Linked DNA regions of Homo sapiens: all the other regions are linked to region 3. The links are chromatin loops, found by intact Hi-C in ENCODE. Cell type or tissue: Panc1. All regions are shown on one strand. Links, peaks and the distances in the headings refer to the core of each region. The heading gives the core; the rest is flanking DNA.

What was found. Hi-C counts contacts between places; a loop is a spot of excess contacts. Peaks named below come from ENCODE experiments on the same cell type or tissue, not always from the same donor. Only the 100,000 strongest peaks of a DNase experiment are listed, where the experiment ranks them.
Region 1: it touches region 3 in a loop (4-fold over the local background); 39 of 110 quality-filtered maps call a loop at or near these places.
Region 2: it touches region 3 in a loop (2.3-fold over the local background); 11 of 110 quality-filtered maps call a loop at or near these places.

Annotation. Positions count from the first base shown.
Region 1 is chr11:102,338,075-102,344,203 of GRCh38, forward strand. It overlaps BIRC3 (baculoviral IAP repeat containing 3), which reads left to right. Exons shown (of 9, transcript NM_001165.5): 9 at 1-1,329. Among named protein-coding and RNA genes, the nearest start is that of BIRC2, 6.1 kb to the right of the region's middle. In Panc1, for the core only: CTCF peaks have their summits at 3,862 (motif pointing right) and 4,096; a DNase peak (open chromatin) is centred at 3,886; H3K27ac peaks cover 4,370 bases.
Region 2 is chr11:102,610,164-102,616,292 of GRCh38, forward strand. It overlaps MMP20 (matrix metallopeptidase 20), which reads right to left. Exons shown (of 10, transcript NM_004771.4): 3 at 1,592-1,740. Among named protein-coding and RNA genes, the nearest start is that of MMP20, 12 kb to the right of the region's middle. RefSeq lists enhancers at 5,147-5,648, 5,649-6,129. In Panc1, for the core only: CTCF peaks have their summits at 3,005, 3,221, 4,519, 4,722 and 1 weaker place; a DNase peak (open chromatin) is centred at 3,008; H3K27ac peaks cover 4,581 bases.
Region 3 is chr11:102,662,971-102,669,099 of GRCh38, forward strand. All of the region lies in intron 1 of MMP20-AS1 (MMP20 antisense RNA 1), which reads left to right. Among named protein-coding and RNA genes, the nearest start is that of MMP20-AS1, 25 kb to the left of the region's middle. RefSeq lists an enhancer at 385-554. In Panc1, for the core only: CTCF peaks have their summits at 1,562 (motif pointing left), 1,764, 3,576 (motif pointing left) and 3,844; a DNase peak (open chromatin) is centred at 3,561; H3K27ac peaks cover 853 bases.

The sequences.
Region 1 (6,129 bases), core at 821-5,820, 320 kb before region 3:
CAATGCTTGGGACCAACAGGTTGTTCTGGTAAATAAATCTGTTTCATATTGTCAGTGCAACAAAATGTCCCCCTCTGCATTATGTTATTGGTACTCAACACGTCCGAGTCATAACTCTGTCCTTTGCTTCTTATAGAGGTATTAGGTCTTCAAGAGCAGAAGTAAGACTGTAATAGGGAATACTCAGGGGAAGGCAGGCAAAGGCTAGTCATCTAAACCAGTTCTAGATGTCTGTATAGGGGCAGATGGCTCTGTAAGGGCAGAAGGGAAAGACCCCTTCATAAGGGTCACAGCTGACAATCCTATAACAAAAGACAGGTTAACAAGAGAAAAACTTAACAAATTTATTTAATCACAGATTTACATCACCGGGGAGCCTTCGTAATGAAGATCCAAAATTACAGGGGAAACTGTGCATTTTTATGCTTAGGTTTGATAATGAATGGACAGCCCTGAAGAATAGTGATTGGAAAAAAAGGATATGATCTAATGGGAATAGACACAGGTTGGGGACCCAGCAAGGCCTGTCTGTTCAGATTATTCTTGGTCTCTGTGCAGCATTCCTTCCTCCTGGATATAGGGCAGGGCCTGTATGGGATGGGGATATTATAACCTGCTATCAAGCAAGGTAGGTCAGAGAATTTATTTATGGCCAGCTCTTACATAGTTAGGTGAGGAAAGATTAGAGTACTATCTTTAAGATGTAAGTCTGGCATTGTGGAAAGATGGTTCCAGTTTCTATGACCTACCTTGGGGAAGAGGAATTCAAGTTTCTGTGGCTTGCCTTCAGGGAGAATGAGGCTGAGACAGGAGGGCAGGATAACATCAGAGAAAAACTTTGCTTCTGAGGCCTTCACTTTGGGTTTTCTGAGCCCCAACATCTGCTAGTGTTGTAAAGAGAACAATTAGGGACCAAGTGAGGGGAGGAAAGAATCCATCTCTGCATTCTGATGCTGGGAGACTTATTTCCTTGAAATGCAATTGATTTTGCCTCTGCTAAGAGGCTCTGCTGGCTACCCATGTACTAGCCAGTGTCCTGCATGGGTGCTAGGCTGAATTATTTGTAATTGTGCTTAGGTGATTTGTAACTCAGGTATAGGGTATTTAAATAGTAGGCACCCTTTTTGCACCATGTGTTTTTTTTTTTATCTAGTTCTTGTATACTACAGATAATATTTGAACTTTGTCATCTCACTGTAAAACTTTTGTTCATTTCTCATTATGGTAATAAATAGCTATTATAACCAACCCATTTATTCAAATATGTTATTTCCCTAAGTGTTATTTTGACATTTTGTTTTGGAAAAAATAAATCACCATAGATAATAATGGTAGATCTATTTGCTGACCAAATGTCAGATGTTTTCAGGTGCTTGACATGCATTAATCCATTTGATTGCCTCCAACCCCACCTACCAGCCAACGTGGTCTTCAGTCATTGGGTTTAAACCTCAATATATTAAGTGTGATCATACAGGACTTTGCAGCAGGCTTAATTTCATACTTCAGCCATGCTCATTATAGCTTCCATTCCAACCTTTCTCTTAATTTCCTTATATCGCTTGATACCATTAGCCATTAAGTTCCTTTGTGGTCACAGGCAATGTGATTGAACCATATTCAGCTCCTATTGGAGAAGATGTCACCTCCTTTTGTTGTCTTGCACATCATAGTAGACACTATGTATGTTACTAAGAAAATTCAAGACCAGATGCAGTGGTTCACACCTGTAATCCCAGAACTTTAGGAGGCCAAGGCAGGTGGATCGTTTGAGTCTAGGAGCTCAAGACCAGTCTGGGCAACATAGTAAGACCATGTCTTAATAAATAATTAAAAAGAAAGAAAATTCCAGGCAAAACAGATGTGATGTTTAAGAGATTCACTATTTTAAAAGCAATACAAGTACGCTTGAAACAAAAAGGATCAGTGGGTCAGTATTACTCAATCTCTTAAAAACTACACCCACTCCTGGTCGGACGTGGTGACTCATGCCTGTAATCCCAGAACTTTGGGAGACCAAGGTGGGCGGATCACCTGAGGTCGGGAGTTCAAGACCAGCCTGATCAACATGGAGAAACCCCGTCTCTACTAAAAATACAAAAAATTGGCTGGGTGTGGTGGCACATGCCTGTAATCCCAGCTACTGGGGAGGCTGAGGCAGGAGAATTGCTTGAACCCAGGAGGCAGATGTTACGGTGAGCCGAGATCACGCCATTGCACTCCAGCCTGGGCAACAAGGGTGAAACTCCAGCTCAAAAAACAAAACAAAACAAAACAAAAAAAACCATGCCCACTTCTAAATCTTGAGTCAAGATTTAGGCAAGGTCTCATTTGCAGAGTTTGTACTGTGCAAATAACAGGTATTTTTTCAAGTTGCACAATATTCCTGCTCCTCCTCAGGTCAACATGTCCCTTGATAGTCTTCAACTTTATTTTCTGCCACTCTACCCATTGCTCACTGTCTTTCAGCCACCTTGGTTTTCATCAGTTTCTAAATATGTCAAACTCTCTTTTGCTTCAGGGTCTTTGACTGGAATCTTCTTTCATTCACTCTTTCCCTGGCAAATTCCTACTCATTCTTCAGGTGTCAGCCTCCATGTTACTTTCTCAGACTGTCTTTCTCTGACTTCTCCCATCTAGATTATATCCCTTTGATAGTCTCTTTAGTAGACCCTTTGTTCTTTTTCTTCATAACACTTAACACAATTTATATTTACAGTTTTTAATGCCATAGTCTGTTGTCAAATTTTCCACGAGGACAATAATCATGTTTTCTGTTCACCATTATATGTGTAGCACTGAGCACAGGGCCTGACAGAAAAGACCCTTATTGAGTAAATGAATGAATGAATGGCTTCCTGTGAGTGAACATGGAATGTGAGAGATTTCTTCCTCTTTAAATACCACTGCTGATAAAGTACTAAGGCAGAATAATTGATAAAGTAGATCATGGGCCAAATTCTGCCTTTAGATATCAAAAGGAATCTTTAGAGAGGAAAGATCACCCTAGTTTAAAAGGATTCATGTAGGAGATGGGAATTGGAACTGATTTCTGATGAGGAGGCATGGCATTTCAACTCTGGAAAGAGCATAAGGTACAGATATAGGCATTAGAATCTTAATAACAACAATTAACTGACATTTATTTACTTTTGGTATTTTGTTTTGTTCTTGTTTTTGAGACAGAGTCTAACTCTGTTGCCCAGGCTGGAGTGCAATGGTGTGATCTCAGCTCACTGCAACCTCCGACTCCCAGGCTCAAGTAATTCTCATGCCTCAGCCTCCCAAGTTGCTGGGATTACAGGTGTGCATCACCACACCTGGTTTTTGTATTTTTAGTAGAGACGGGGTTTCGTCATGTTGGCCAGGCTGGTCTTGAAATCCTGGCTTCCAGTGATCCACCCACCTCAGCCTCCCAAAGTGCCGGGATTACAGGCGTGAGCCACCACGCCCAGCTTGATATTTATGGAACTCAAATGTACTAAGTGTCTATATTCATTATCTGATTTGAGACACTGTAATTTAGGAGAGGCAGTAGCACAGGAATTGAAAGTTCAGTCTTCGGATTCCAATCACAGCAGAGTAAGCTTGGGCAATTATTTAACATCTCTGTGCCTCTGTGGGCTTAGTCCCTTGCATGATTGCCTTCTGGAAATCCATAGGAAAGGCTTTTCCTGGACTTCCATCGGCTTTTGGGATCCTAGAATTCTTTTTTCCTTCCTTGACAGGAAATATGTACAGGAAGAACAAGGTCCTCTCTGCCTTGTGTTTGTCAGTATTTCTTGTGACTATTTTCTCCTAAACATAAGGTTTTTCTGAGTTCAAGGATTTTGGGGCTGATCAAAGAAGAGATGTGACCACAAGGTGGCAGTAGCATGCAACAAGCTTTATTTGGGTGGTGCTTGACAGACTGCATGTAAGGAGGACATCCCTCACAGCTGGACACCTTCCAGAGGCAGAGGTGTATGGCCACCATGCAGAAGGGGAAGAAGGCAAGGGAACTACTCCTGGGGTAGGGGAGAAGCAGAAATGGGGTTTATCTGTCTAGGATGTTGTACAGCTACAAGATAAGATAGGGAGTCTCTGAGTTAGAGAACTTGGAAGGGCAGCAGAGGTTTGGGGTCTTTTATAGCTCTATGCTTTGTCTTATCTTTGGTTAACAGATGCCAGGTACGGTTTTATCTTTGGCTAGCAGGCAGACTCTAAATGGCTAAAAACATGGCCATCTGAGCTATGTGTGTGTGTGTGTGTGTGTGTGTGTGTGTGTATGTATATATATATATATATATATATATATATATATATATATATATACTTTTTTTTTTCTTTGAGATGGAGTGTTGCTCTGTATCCCAGGCTGGAGTGCAATGTCTCACTGCAACCTCCACCTCCTGGGTTGAAGAGATTCTCCTGCCTCAGCCTCCCAAGTAGCTGGGACTACAGGCATGCACCACCATGCCCGGATAATTTTTGTAATTTTTAGTAGAGATGGGGTTTCACCATGTTGGCCAGGCTGGTCTCAAACTCCTGACCTCAGGCAATCTGCCTGCCTTGGCCTCCCAAAGTGCCGTGATTACAGGCGTAAGCCACTGCACCCGGCCCATCGGAGCTACATTTGAGCAATTACATGGATAAAATTTTGAGCTTAGATAAGGTAAGTTTTGAGCTAATGGTCCCAGACTGACGTGAAGAAGCAAACAATATGCGCCCAATATACTCAGGCCGTCTTTAACACCTTTATTTTCCTAACTTTTAATTCATTGATTTTTGAAACTGGAGTTGCTGAAATTCTAATTTACATTAAATTATTAAGGTTTACTAATTAAGCCTTTAAATAATATTTCTGTAAATTTTTAAAACCTGACTTTTGATACAGATGCCAACATTTTAAAGCTGTCTTGGATTTTAAGAGTCTCAATATTATCTATAAAAATCTTTTTAGCAATTACCTTGGCTGAGTGCTCATATACAAAATAAACTGATTAAATCAAGGGAGCTATTGGATCCTCTCTAGTTCCAAAACCCTAATGAAGGGTTTTATGAAAATTAAAACCCAAAGTCTTACCACAGAAATATAAAGTGACTTTTTTTTTTTAAACAGATGAAAACATAATGCTTGGGATGCCTGCAAGTGACTAAAAGTTGGAAAGGGAAGTTCTGATGTGACCCAAATTTGTAAGTTCTTAATGTCCTATTTGAATTTTTTAAAAAATTCAAAAATTCAGGAATATATGCATGTCATTTGTGTACATACTGACAAAGACTATCTCTTTGACCAAACTTCTGAGCCTCTTCTGAGCCCTCTTCTTGACTAGGCCTTGACTTTGGGCCCTACCCCACCTGTAATTGTCGGCCTACCTCAGTCTTAATAAGAATCCTGTCAGTTTAGTGAGGATCCCGCCACTCTGGGTATCTGATCAAGTTCCTCATTCTCCACTTCTGAAGTATAAGCCCTTAGCCTGCCTTCAGCAAGAATCCTACCACCCCTGATGTCTCCTTTTAGTACTTTTCTATCCACTGACCCTCCTTACTCTACCTGTTGGTTATAAATACCCCAGCTGTCCTTGCTGTATTCCCAGTTGAGCCCAATCTTGCTTCCCTATTACAATGTTTTGATTGCACAGTCCTGAATAAAGTCTTCCTTACCATTTTAACAAACGTCAGAATTTTTTTTTCTTTAACAATACCTCACAACCAATCCTAACATTCTTTTATACTCACCTAACTTAAAAAATAAATAAAACATTACATATACAATTGATGCATAGGAAAAGTTTTTCAATCCCATTCATAATATAGCAATAAAAAATGGTAACTGAACTGAAATACTATTTATTATTTAACAGGTTGGCAACAATCCAAATGTCTGACAACTTACTCCACGGATGAAGCTGTGGGAAAAACAGGCACTCACATACATTGCTGATTGGATTGCAAAATGCCAACATACTCATGGATGGGTATGTGGCCATATTAGGCAAATTTATGTATGGATTTACCATTTGAACTAACTTCTGGGAATATATCCTAAAATAAGATGTGTTCCCATGATTATTCATTACAGCACTATTTGTAATAGCAAAAGGCTGGAAACCACCCAGATGTCCATCCATAGGGAAGTAGCTGAAT
Region 2 (6,129 bases), core at 821-5,820, 53 kb before region 3:
ATGGGAAGTTCATTTGTCAATGAGTAACAGCCCATTGAAAAATAAAAAAGGCTAATTCATACTGCAAAGATAGTAAGCATTAGCAATAAAAAAACACCTGTTTTGGGTTATTGTTGCTATCATGACATCTGTTAACTGACACATAGGATACTGTGGACTTTGCATGTGCCACAGATTACAAAAGGAGAACGACTGGGGCGGGGCGGGGCGGCGGGGGGGCGGCATTCGATAGCAAAACCTACCCCACTGATTGGAATGTGAACCTGTTAGCAGAATGACCTTTCAAATTTGATTCAGCTGAGACAGTGATAGTGAATTGAACAAGTGTGTGCTTTCTGTTTCTATAGCACAATACAGTTTAAGGAAGTGTCAAAAATCTCTCTGTAATTTTGACATACTTTCATGTGGAAAACATATGAAAGTCATAAAGGTGTTTATAAAATCCTAACTTTTAAAGCTTTTTAAGTTTTTGTTTAATTATCTATTTTAACTAACAATTCATTACAAATTTAATAGAAGAGGAGGAGGAAGAACAAAATAAGGGATATAGTTTACCACTTAAAAAAATCTTAGTAAGGATACCCAGTTTTAGTTTGTTTTTTTTTTTTAAAAAGCCGACAGAACAAAGTTTTGGTATGGCATTTCTCAGGTTTCAGTGAAATGCAGTCTACTCAGGTGCACACACCGAGGACTTCATGCAATGGCAGCACAGTCCCTGGTTGGCTTGTGTATTAGGGGACAGACTGTAAGCTTGAAAGATCAAGAGAGAGCCAGACATTCATTCCTTGGCCTTCAAAGCTACCCCGAGTCACACTGCTTTCCCTGCCACTTCACCAGGGGTGGCCTTTCTCTTCTGGGAGGAATAGGACATAACCTGGGCCAGGTCACGCCCAGGGCCATTTCTAAAGGCTTTATTCTCAGGACTTGCTTGATCTTCTTTTTTCTAGCTCCTAAGCATGTTTTCCCCCCAGTGACATCAGATTAAAATTAAGATCTGGGCTTGAAATGACAAGGACACTAGAAATGTTATCTGAGGAGGGTGAGCAATGGAATGGAGAAGAAGTGGGAAAGTTGGAGGCAGACCTCTTGCATATCTCCCAGAAGGTGGTCTGCAAGTGTGGGCAAGACAGAAACGATACTTTCCTAACCATTGCTGCAGGGGGAAAGCTGCTTCAAGGTCACTGTGGAAGGTATTTGCTTCAGTGAGGATTCATGGTAGGATATCCTTGGCTAATATAGAAGGGGTTATATAAGTGATAAACACTATCATGGGAATGGATGAGGTCATGTGGCTAACGGGAAAGCAAAATCTGCAAGAATTTGTCCCCTAGTGGGGCAAAGTCATAATGAAAGTTTGTTACAGTGAATCTACTCTACAGCTGTGTCTGATGATGACAAGACATGCTAAGAACTCCTTTGGTTCTATTTTCTGGCCAGATGAAGATCATGGCTTTGCCATGGTCTTGGCCTTGGCCCATCACAGCACTGTGCGAAGGAGGAGTGTGTGATCACTCGAATTAAAGATGTAGAAGGAACAGTATTGGGACAACTCTCCTTTGAATTAGTAGATGGAATCCAAGTACCACAATACCTCCATTTTCAAAAGATATCATAATATCCGCTTCTCCTGAGTTTATTCTGACAAAGCTCAGAGGGACGGCGCTACTCCAGGCCTGCAAGGCCATCTCCACTGCTTTGTCCACCTCGACAGAACTCATGGAAGGTGTGTATTTAGATATTCTGTGAAAACGGAAGGAACATGTTTTCTTTTCAGTAACTGCTCCGAAGAAGGCAAGAATTATATGTTGTATTCAAAAAATGTTAAATGTAAATCTACAATTTAGATTTTTCTCTGAAATAATAATTCTTATTTTGCTTTATTATATGTTAAATTTCTGCATATGAAACAACAAGACAAATGAAAGGGAGAGATGAGAGACAGTTGGGATAATCCGGTACTGAAACCATTTAGCTTTCATTGTTATTATACTACCACCGACTTAAAAGAATAAAATTTGTGGCCGGGCGCAGTGGCTCACGCCTGTAATCCCAGCACTTTGGAAGGCTGAGGTGGGAGGATCACTTGAGGTCAAGAGTTCGAGATCAGCCTAGCCAAGATGGTGAAACCCCATCTCTACTAAAAATACAAAAATTAGCTGGGCGTGGTGGTGCAAACCTGTAGTCCCAGTTACTTGGGAGGCTGAGGCAGAAGAATCATTTGAACCTGGGAAGTGGAGGTTGCAGTGAGCCAAGATCGGGCGACTGCACTCCAGCCTGGGTGACACAGTGAGACTTCACTCAAAAATAATTAAATAAATAAATAAGATAAATAAAACTTGTGAAATGTTACAGGTAGTAAGTAGTCAATTTTTCTTAAAGTCGTTTTCATTGAGAGAGGACCTCTTTTTCCCCAAAGGGACTGGATGTTTTCAATTATAAAAAATAGAAATGTGGAGTTTTGAAGTTTTGCTAATTCTTATTCAAAGCTCCTCAGGATTTCCCCAGGGCTATTGGGGAAGGTTTTTTTTTCCCTCAGAATAATGCATTCTTTTCTTTTTTCTTTTTCTTTTCTTTCTTTTTTTTTTTTTTTGAGATGGAGTTTTGCTCTTGTCGCCCAGGCTGGAGTGCAATGGCATGATCTCTGCTCACTGCAACCACTGCCTCCCAGGTTCAATTGATTCTCCTGCCTCAGCCTCCTGAGTAGCTGGGATTATAGGTGCCCGCCACCACGCCGGGCTAATTTTTATATTTTTGGTGGAGACGGGGTTTCACCATGTTGGCCAGGCTGGTCTTGAACTGCTGACCTCAGGTGATCCGCCCTCCTCAGCCTCCCAAAGTGCTCGGATTACAGGCGTGAGCCACTGCCCCCAGCCCAAAATAATACATTCTTAAAGAGGAAGGGCTAGCTTTAAAAACGGAGGCTCACTGGAATTGAAAAAAGGGTGAGCCTTTCAGCAATTACTGGTGTGACGATGACACCTGAAGGCAGAAAAATGTAGTGCTTTTTGGACTGTGGGTGGAGTCAGAGTTGGTGATTGTTAGAACTTTCTGCTCTGAAGCCCAGGGTCTGGGGATTTCTGGCAGCACACAAAGGAAAGGCAGGGAGGGCAACTTCTACCCGAGACCTTGGGCTGGGCTGGAATATGATGCAAAGTGAGAAGCTGTGTCTGTGAGAGCCAACCCCATGAGCAGGGACCGGCCCTGCTTTCTCTCTCTCTCTCTAGCTCCTAGTTTAGTGCCTTGCACATAGCAGATGCTTAGCAATTGCTTGATAAATAAATGAATGAATTAAAGAATTAAAGCTAGCTGTTTTAGGGCCCACTCAGTGGCTCTCGAAGTTTAGGACCTGTGATAATTACCTAGGAAGCTTGTTAAAAATACAGGTATGATCCAGAAATCTGTGTTTTGAAAGGTATCTTAGGTTATTATAATGCAGATGGTGCAATTTCAATGAGAAACCAACAGCAGTAATCCTAGGGTCCCAAATGAAAGGACTGTGCCCACAGAAAGGATAGCAAATAGCTCAATTCAGGACTTGAGAGGGAAGGAACAAGGAGCTCTTTAACCCCAGGTTTGGGGCCAAAAGAAGAGAGCTATAGAATTGAAGGGGGATACCAGACAGACCCTTAAAGGGACTATTTAATGCTTTCAAAATATGCCAAGCCCACTGCATAATATGAGTCTGCAATTTATCACAACTAGGTGGACTTAGTACTTTGACATGCCCTCGCATTTTTGGTAAGTCAGCCATATCTTTGAGCTGACTTTGTGTGTTGGCCTGGAGAAGACAAGGAAGGAGAGAGGGATAGCACCAGAGAAGAAGAGAACATGGAAAAAGGGATCCCCGAATCAGGGTCTGGAGCTTGATAAAGCAATAGTAATACTAGCCAATATTCTTTGAAGTCACACTATGTGCTGTTGCTGTATGCACTTTTTAATGTGGCATTTATCTAATCCTCACTTCGACCCCTAAGAGGAAGATCATCATCATCATCTACATGTTATGATTAGTCAGGTTTGAGCCCAGTTCTGTCTGACTCCAAAGCTTATGCATATAAGCACTATGCTGTATTTTTTTTCCTTTTGTAATCCTCTGGGTTATGTTGTAAGAAGTTATTCTGAAAGTCAGTAGCTACACAGGCAGAGTACTGTGATAGCCTCTAGTGTCCTTTTTCATGGGGAGGCGATGGTAGAGTTATTGGGGAGCAAGAGTGGATAGGCAATGTGTGTGTTGAGGGGTTTTTAAGACTGCCCAGCTTATCACAAGAATATTATACTTCCCTAAGCATCACATTATCTTGACCCAGGCTTCTTGTCTTTGTTGTACATAGTCATGGACTAAAATTCCAGAACACAGTTTACTTTAAGAAAACTATGAAAAGACTCTGTCGATGCGTACACATTTTTCTTGTCTTATTCTTACTATTTCAGAATCACTTTTGTGTTCAACTCCTATGAGGTTTTTCTCCCCCAATTGCTTTGTTTTTTTGTTCAGCCTGCCACCTTATGGATTTATTGGCTGATAGCAGGTAACAAGTGGCCTAGGGGATTCATGACTGTTCCCTGGATTCTGGCCCCTCCTTTGATCAAATGGACTCACTGGTGTGCTGGAACAGGTTAACAAGTGGCTCTACAAGGAGAAAAAAAAAAACCCACTTGATTTGCATGACTTGCTGATTTCTGTGTTGTAAATATTCTCACTATGGCTAATTCAAGCTACCAACTTACCATCACTGAATGCCAGGTTGTGAAGAGATGAGCATGAATGAACCACTCAGATTATACAGATGTACATAGCCTCATGAACAGAGAAAATAATAAAATGTAGTGAAATAAGAGGCAATATGTTATTACCTTTATTTTTAATATAATTTAATATAATTTATTATATTAATGTAATTATTTAATATAATGTATTTAATATAATTTAATGTAATTTATTAAATAATTATACCTATTAAATAATATAACATATAATAATAAATAACGTATTTTATTTATTATTATAAAATAATGTTTTAATAATATATTATTAATAAATAGTATTTTATTTATTACTACAAAAATATATTTTAATAATAAATATAAATATGAAATAATATACTTATTTAATATAATTTATTTAATATAATATAATTTAATTTATTTAATGTAATGTAATATGATTTATTTAATAGTAAATTTACATAATTTAACAATGGCTGTCTTAGCAACCAGCTCACAAAATTCTTGGGAGCTTAACAAGTGGCTGCAAAATTCCTGACATTTTAAGGATTGGCTTCTGTGAGCTATTAGGCGGCAGCTCTACCATACCACTGCTTAGACTATTGCACGAGTCCAGCCTTTCCCCATCTCCAGTTATCATCTAGATGTGCTCATCCTAAAAGGGAAATCTGATCCTGGTCCTGGCCTGGCTCTCCACCGCCCTGGGGATAAAGTCCAAACTCCTTGACATCACGCTCTAGTTGCCCTTCAGGCTGCCCCTCCAGCTCATTTCCTGCCATTGCCCTTCCTGCACCCTCTGCTGCAGCCGCATGCACTAGGCACTTGTGGTGGGAATGCTGCCCATCAACATGCCAGTCTGTCCACTCTCTGCTGCTATATGCTTGGTCTGGTTTTCTCCTTAGAAAACTCCTTACATGTGCAAGGCCTGGGGCAGGACCACAAAGAGTGGAGTCCACTCTTCTTTTCTGACCTGCACCCATCTGTCATGCATGAGGCCCACGCAGGCAGGCACCATCCACCCCTACCTCAGGCTGAGGGGCAGGTACCATACATAGTTTGCCCTTGGTTGGACCAACCTGGGGAGGAAGTCTGCGCTGGCTCCCAGAATCAGGTCTGGCTGTGGGAGAGGGAATTCCAGACTCCGTACCCTGAGCACAGCAGGGAGGGACAGAGGTTCTGGTTGGGTGTGTCCCCTTGGTTTATAAGGGATGAAGCCAGAGGATTAGGGGAGGGAAGAAAGAGGGCAGGGAAGGAGTGAGGGGAGCTTGGGGCTAAGAGTGGAACTGCTTCTGCTTTGCCTTCGAATCAGGCTCAGATGTTACTGCTGGTCCCTGGGCCACTTGGTAGCTCTGTCCATGTGAACTGTGGTCCCACAGTTCACTGCTTAGAGCTATGCTTTTGCAC
Region 3 (6,129 bases), core at 578-5,577:
TTTGATGACCCTAAGTTCCCTGTGTGTCTCCTAAGGTGCCATCACTGCAGAATCAGGAGAGTTGCCAGTCTCCTTCCTTGCTTACTTACTGTGTCTCTTGGTAAAATATGGCTCTCCTGGTTATCTGGTAAAGTAATGGCGGTGGGAGGAAGAAGAGTTAATGGGGCATCATCTCTGAAAAGTTGAGTAGATGGGACTAGACAAAGAATGGCAAATATGTGGCCAGTCCCCTCACTCCAGGCTCCTGGGCCTACGGTGCACAGAGAGCATGGCGTTATTTCTTGTTGTGTCCAACACAGTAATTATTCTGGGCAGCCATTTTCAATTCGTCAAAATTGACATAAAAATTGAAGGCTACTTATTCCTGGCTTAGATTGCTTTTAAAGTCCTTTTAATTTATAAGTTAAGTGATTACTTTATTCTTGTGAAGTGCATATAAGTAAAAACAGGCTAAGTAACATGGCTTAGTACCATGTACTGTGGAATATATAATATTTTTACTAATTACTGTGGAATATCTGATATTTTTAGGTGAAATGTGGACAAACATTTAACTATTGTAAACTTATTATGTGAATGAGGAGAATTAGTGAACACATCAAACTTATTTGTGAAAATGAAATGAAGTTTAGATTTATTAATATATTATATTTATTTAAAGGAAAAGGAGCCAAATTAAAGGTTATTTGGTAAATAATAGTACAGGTATGGCAAAAATCACATAAGTAGATTCAAATCCTTGCTTCGAAATGTCCTGACCATGTGAATTTGAGACAGATACTTAATCTCTATGGACTTCAGCCCTTTCACTGGTTGAAGGAAGAAAGTACTGCCCGCTTCCAGTGTTGCTGTAAGTATGAGAAGTAATGATATAGAAGCGGGGAAGGGAAGTGCTGGGAAGGGAAGGGCATGGTCCCTGGCGAGGGCTCCACCCTTGGCCTGTGCCCAATGACCTAGGTGAGGACAGATACTCCAGCCTTCCCGCCCAAATGTTGCATTTCCCAAGACCACCCTGGCCTGCCATGTCCCCATCATGTGCCTATAAAAACCCTGAGGCCCTAGCAGGCAGACACACAAGCTGCTGGAAGTTAAGAGAAACACATCGGTGGAAGAAGACACAAGTGGCTGGACATCGAGAGGACATGGAGGGGACCATGCTGGAGGAAGAGCACACGACAGATGCTGGCAGGCCAGCAGGCCATCAACAGGTGGAACAAGGCGGCAGTTGGAGAAAAGCCCAAGCCGCCGAGCGGCCCAACTCCACAGGAAAACCATCTCTCTTCTGGCTTCCCCATGTGCTGAGAGATATGTCCACTCAATAAAACCTTGCACTCATTCTCCAAGCCCATGCGTGATCTGATTCTTCTGGTACACCAAGGCAAGAACCTGGGATACAGAAAACCCTCTGTCCTTGTGATAAGGCAGGGGTCTAATTGAGCTAACAGAAGCCGCCTACAAACAGCTAAACTAAAAGAACACCCTGTAACACATGCCCACTAGGGTTTCAGCTGTAAACATTCACCCCTAGACACTGTCGTGGGGTTGAAGCCCCACAGCCTGCCCGTCTGCATGCTCCCCCTAGAGGCTTGAGCAGTGAGGCACTGAAGAGGCGAGCCACTCCTCCATTGCATGCCCCATGAGGGGGGCAAGGGAAGTTTTCCCGTTTCAGTAATATATGTCAAGTTTCTAGCATTGTGACTGACATATAGCAGACACTCAATAATAATCAGAATTAACTAAATGCTTACTATGTGACAAGGTTGTTCCAGAGCTTTATCTGTATCATTCTAATCCTCCAAAAACCTTTATGAGATAGGTACTATTATTGCTACCTTTTTTGCCAGGGAAGAAACTAAGGCACGGAGAGGTTAAGGTGGTATAATTTCCCAAGTCACAAGTTAGTAAGTGGTAGAAGGGAGATTGAACCAGGTGGTCTGGCTCTAGAACCTCCAGTTAACTATATTCTAACATCTACCATTTTAAGTACAATCTGCCATCATGTACTGAACGTTACCATTTAGGGGCCTTTCTCCAGGACCCTTTAGGTGGTCCCAGACACATGCTAACAGGGGCACCGAGGGACACTCAGCCTGGCTGGGAGTGGATGGGATGTATGGGGGACTAATGAAGGGACAAGCTGGTTACTGTTAATGATAGAGCAAGAGGCTCGGATTGTTTTTGATGCATAATGAGAACCAAGTATAGGTATTGATACGCTGATGAAAGTCAGGGATTTTTTAAGGTACTGGACATAAAAAGTGACATGATCAAGGCCCGCTAGTCTAGAGGTGAAGCAGCTGGCTAACTGCAGTAAAGAGGAACAGATGGTATGAGATGAGTCTACATGAAGCACAGCAGAGACACAAGGGGGAGAGGGTCAATTCTGCTCTGAGAGGAAGGGGCAGGGAAGGCTGCATAAGGAGATGATGTAAGCTGGTTTTACAAGGTCCTTGGGAGGTTTTGAGCAGAATGTCATGGCCAGAAACATGCATTTCATTAAATAGCCTATTTCCCGTCCACCAACTTAGGAAAAGGAGGGCCTGACTCCGGGTGGCGGCAGTGAGAATGGGGAAGAGGAATACAGAGGCCGACTTGAGGTGAGATTATCAGGAGATGATGATTATATATGGGGCCCAAGGGGAGTACTGATCTGAAGTCCAGGGATTGGGGTGCCTCTCTCAGGGACAGTTTATAGAAAGAGAGACTGCATTTGCTTCCATCCGAAGCACCTATGAGACCTGAAGGTGTAGATAAAAGACTACAGGAAAGAGATGATGGGTTTTGGGAACAGCTTTCTCTCCAGAAGGACTCTATTAAAAGGCATGTTATTGATAAGGAAAGAAAGGGGTCACTCTTGACTTTTACCCATCATCTCAGGTTAGTTTATTGTCACTGAAGGCCCCAAGAACGTAGGAGATGAGATGTGATTTCCAGAGGTGACGGGTGGGAAGCCACCTGAAGCTTCAGCCCTGCATTAGCAGGACATTGACCATCTCTGGTTCACTTGCATCTTGATTTGCTTTCTTGAGAAGAGGGAGGGTGTCTTTCCAGCTACTGGACGAGCAACTTTTGAGAGTCCTGGGTATTCATTTAAATTTCATTCAGCCAATGTTTACTGAGCACTTACTACATAGGAAGCATTATTCTTGAGGTTGAGTGTGCTGTATGAAACTAAAACAGCCCCCACTCTCCTGAGACTAACATTATGGAGGCAGGGAGCTAGTATGTAAACACATAAAGGAGTGGGCTGCACAAATGTCTGGAGGGAGAGGGTCTGGGAATATGGGGCAGTGAGAGCAAAGACTCTGCGGCAGGAACAAACTAGGTCAGATGAATGAGTTACTTTGTGGAAAAAGTCTTGAGTTGCTCTTCTAGACAATCACTCCTTCTCCCACTCCCTTGAATTTCGGGAAGTGGTCCCTGTATTTCTTAGTTACTAAGTGAACAAATTATCTTTGAGAGACCAGGGTATGGTTCTGGACTGCTTTGTAATTTAAAAGTTAGCCTTGGTGGTGGCCTCCGGGATTTTATGGTCTTTGAGCTCAAATACCCTGGGAGGCAATTGCCATCTAGTGGCAAGGAGAGAAAACACACCTGGTAGCTTGGGAAAGAAAAGAAGTTTCTTTAGGATATCAAGCCTGTAGCTCGTCTTTCAATCTTTGGCTATGAAATGACTTTGAAAATTTGCTAATTTTCTACTTTCTCAAAAATTCAAGAAAGTTGAACAATTGGCCCCAAATTAGTTACATTTCCAACAGAAAACGTCATTTCTTTGACATGTGCTATGCATTGTACATATTTTCACATTTAATCTCCACAGCAACTCTGCAAGCTGAACAGTTTTATTATCCACATCTTGAATATGAATATATATAAGATTTAAATAACTTTTCCAATGTCCTAGAGCTTTTAGATGACAGAGTTGGGATTAAACCCTAGTCTTTCTGAGGACAAACTTGAGTTACATTGTCTACCTACCTGTAGGTAGCTTTGAACGTGTGCTAAAGGAACTAGTTCTTATTAGACATCAGCAAGTGTTTGCTAAAGCCAAGTCAACTAAATATTGTTATGAAGAAAATGCTCAGATCTAGGATTTATAGAGGGAAATTACCGACATAAAGTTCAGCTGAGCACAAGGAGCTTTCTAGCAATTAGATCTGCCTACAGTGGAACAGGATTCCTTAGCAGGCAGACATGCATGGGTTGCTGTGGGGGACTGGCAGAACACAAATGTGTTTTGTTTCATCCAAGCCATGTCTTGTATACATTTGTATTTAAATGCTTTGTCTGGGTGTTATTTCTTGTTTGCCACCATCTCAATCTTTTCCTAAATAATACACCTGGCCCTCACATATTTACTTTACCTTCCTGGTGTGGTAAGCATTTAGGTTGATGACCACTGAGTGACTGACAGGTGTTTAAGAGGATATCCTATCATATATTTGATGGGTTACCAACACTATAAAACTATCCTATCAATTTTTTTAATAGGAGTGTTAATACAAATAACTTAGTCTACCATTATCATAAACTTTTTTTTTGCACAAAATAGGTAAAAATGTAAGGAAGAAGAAAAGATAACAACAATAACTGGCATTTATTGAGTAATGTTACTCTCAGTGACCATAAACTCTGATTTTCTGAGTTTTGAGCTCGTTATGCTTGTTGTTTCTGTGCAATTATTAATACAGTCCTCTTTCATGTTAAAAATATCCTTTACTCTGGGTTCCCCCAGTCTGTTCCCCAGGGTCAGCCTTTGCTATTAGTATCTTGTCCTTTACTTTGGAAATTTCTGTATATATAAATTATATAGGCATATATATATATATATGCATATGTACTGGCACATATATATGCATATGTACTTGCACATATATATATGCATATGTACTTGCACATATATATGCATATGTACTTGCACATATATATATGCATATGTACTTGCATATATATGCATATGTACTTGCATATATATATATGCATATGTACTTGCATATGTATATGCATATGTACTTGCATATGTATATGCATATGTACTTGCATATGTATATGCATATGTACTTGCATATGTATATGCATATGTACTTGCATATGTATATGCATATGTACTTGCATATGTATTTGCATATGTACTTGCATATGTATATGCATATGTACTTGCATATGTATATGCATATGTACTTGCATATATTGCCTTTCTGAAAGAAAAAAGTAAATAGGACTACATTATATGCATTGTTCTTGACCTTACGTTCTTTTTTAATCTAGCTTGCCTTAGAAATTTTTTTTCAATACACAAACCAAATGTTAAATTTAGCATGAATGTATGGCTGCTTTTTTAAAACTTTTAATTTAAAAATGATTATAGATTCACATGAAGTTGCAAAGATAATACAGAGGTGACTCATGTATCCTTCATCCAGTTTTCCCCAATGATTACATCTTACATAATCATAGTACAATATCTAAACTAGGCAGTTGGTACAATGTGTGTATATTCTCTGTCATTCTATCACATGTGTAGATTCATGGAAACACTGTTGCAATCAATATCCACAACTAGTCCATCACCATGAAGATCTCCTTTGTGCTGCTTTTTTATAGTTACACCTGTCCCCTGGCCTCCCACTATCCTTAAACCCTGGCACCGGCTAATCTGTTTTCTGTATCTATAATTTTGTCATGTAGAGAATATACAAATGGAATCATAAGTCTGTGACTTAAAAATTTTTTTAATTAAAAAATATATTTAGGGGGTACAAGTGCAGGTTTCTTACATGCCTATATCGTGTAGCATTGAAGTCTGGGCTTTTAATGTACTTATCATCCAAATAGTGAACACTGTACCCAACAGGTAATTTTCTGTCCCTCATCCCCCTCCCACCCTCCTACCTCTTGTCGTCTCCAATGTCAATTCTTACAATCCGTGTGTCTGTGTGTACCCATTGTTTAGCTCCTACTTATAAGTGAGAACATGCTAGTATTTTGACTTTCTGTTTCTGAGTTATTTTACTTAGGATAATGTCATCCAGTTCCATCTGGGCTTTTGCAAAAGACATGATTTTATTCCTTTATCCATATTTCCTTTATCCAATTCTCTGTTGATGGACACTTAAGTTGATTCCATAT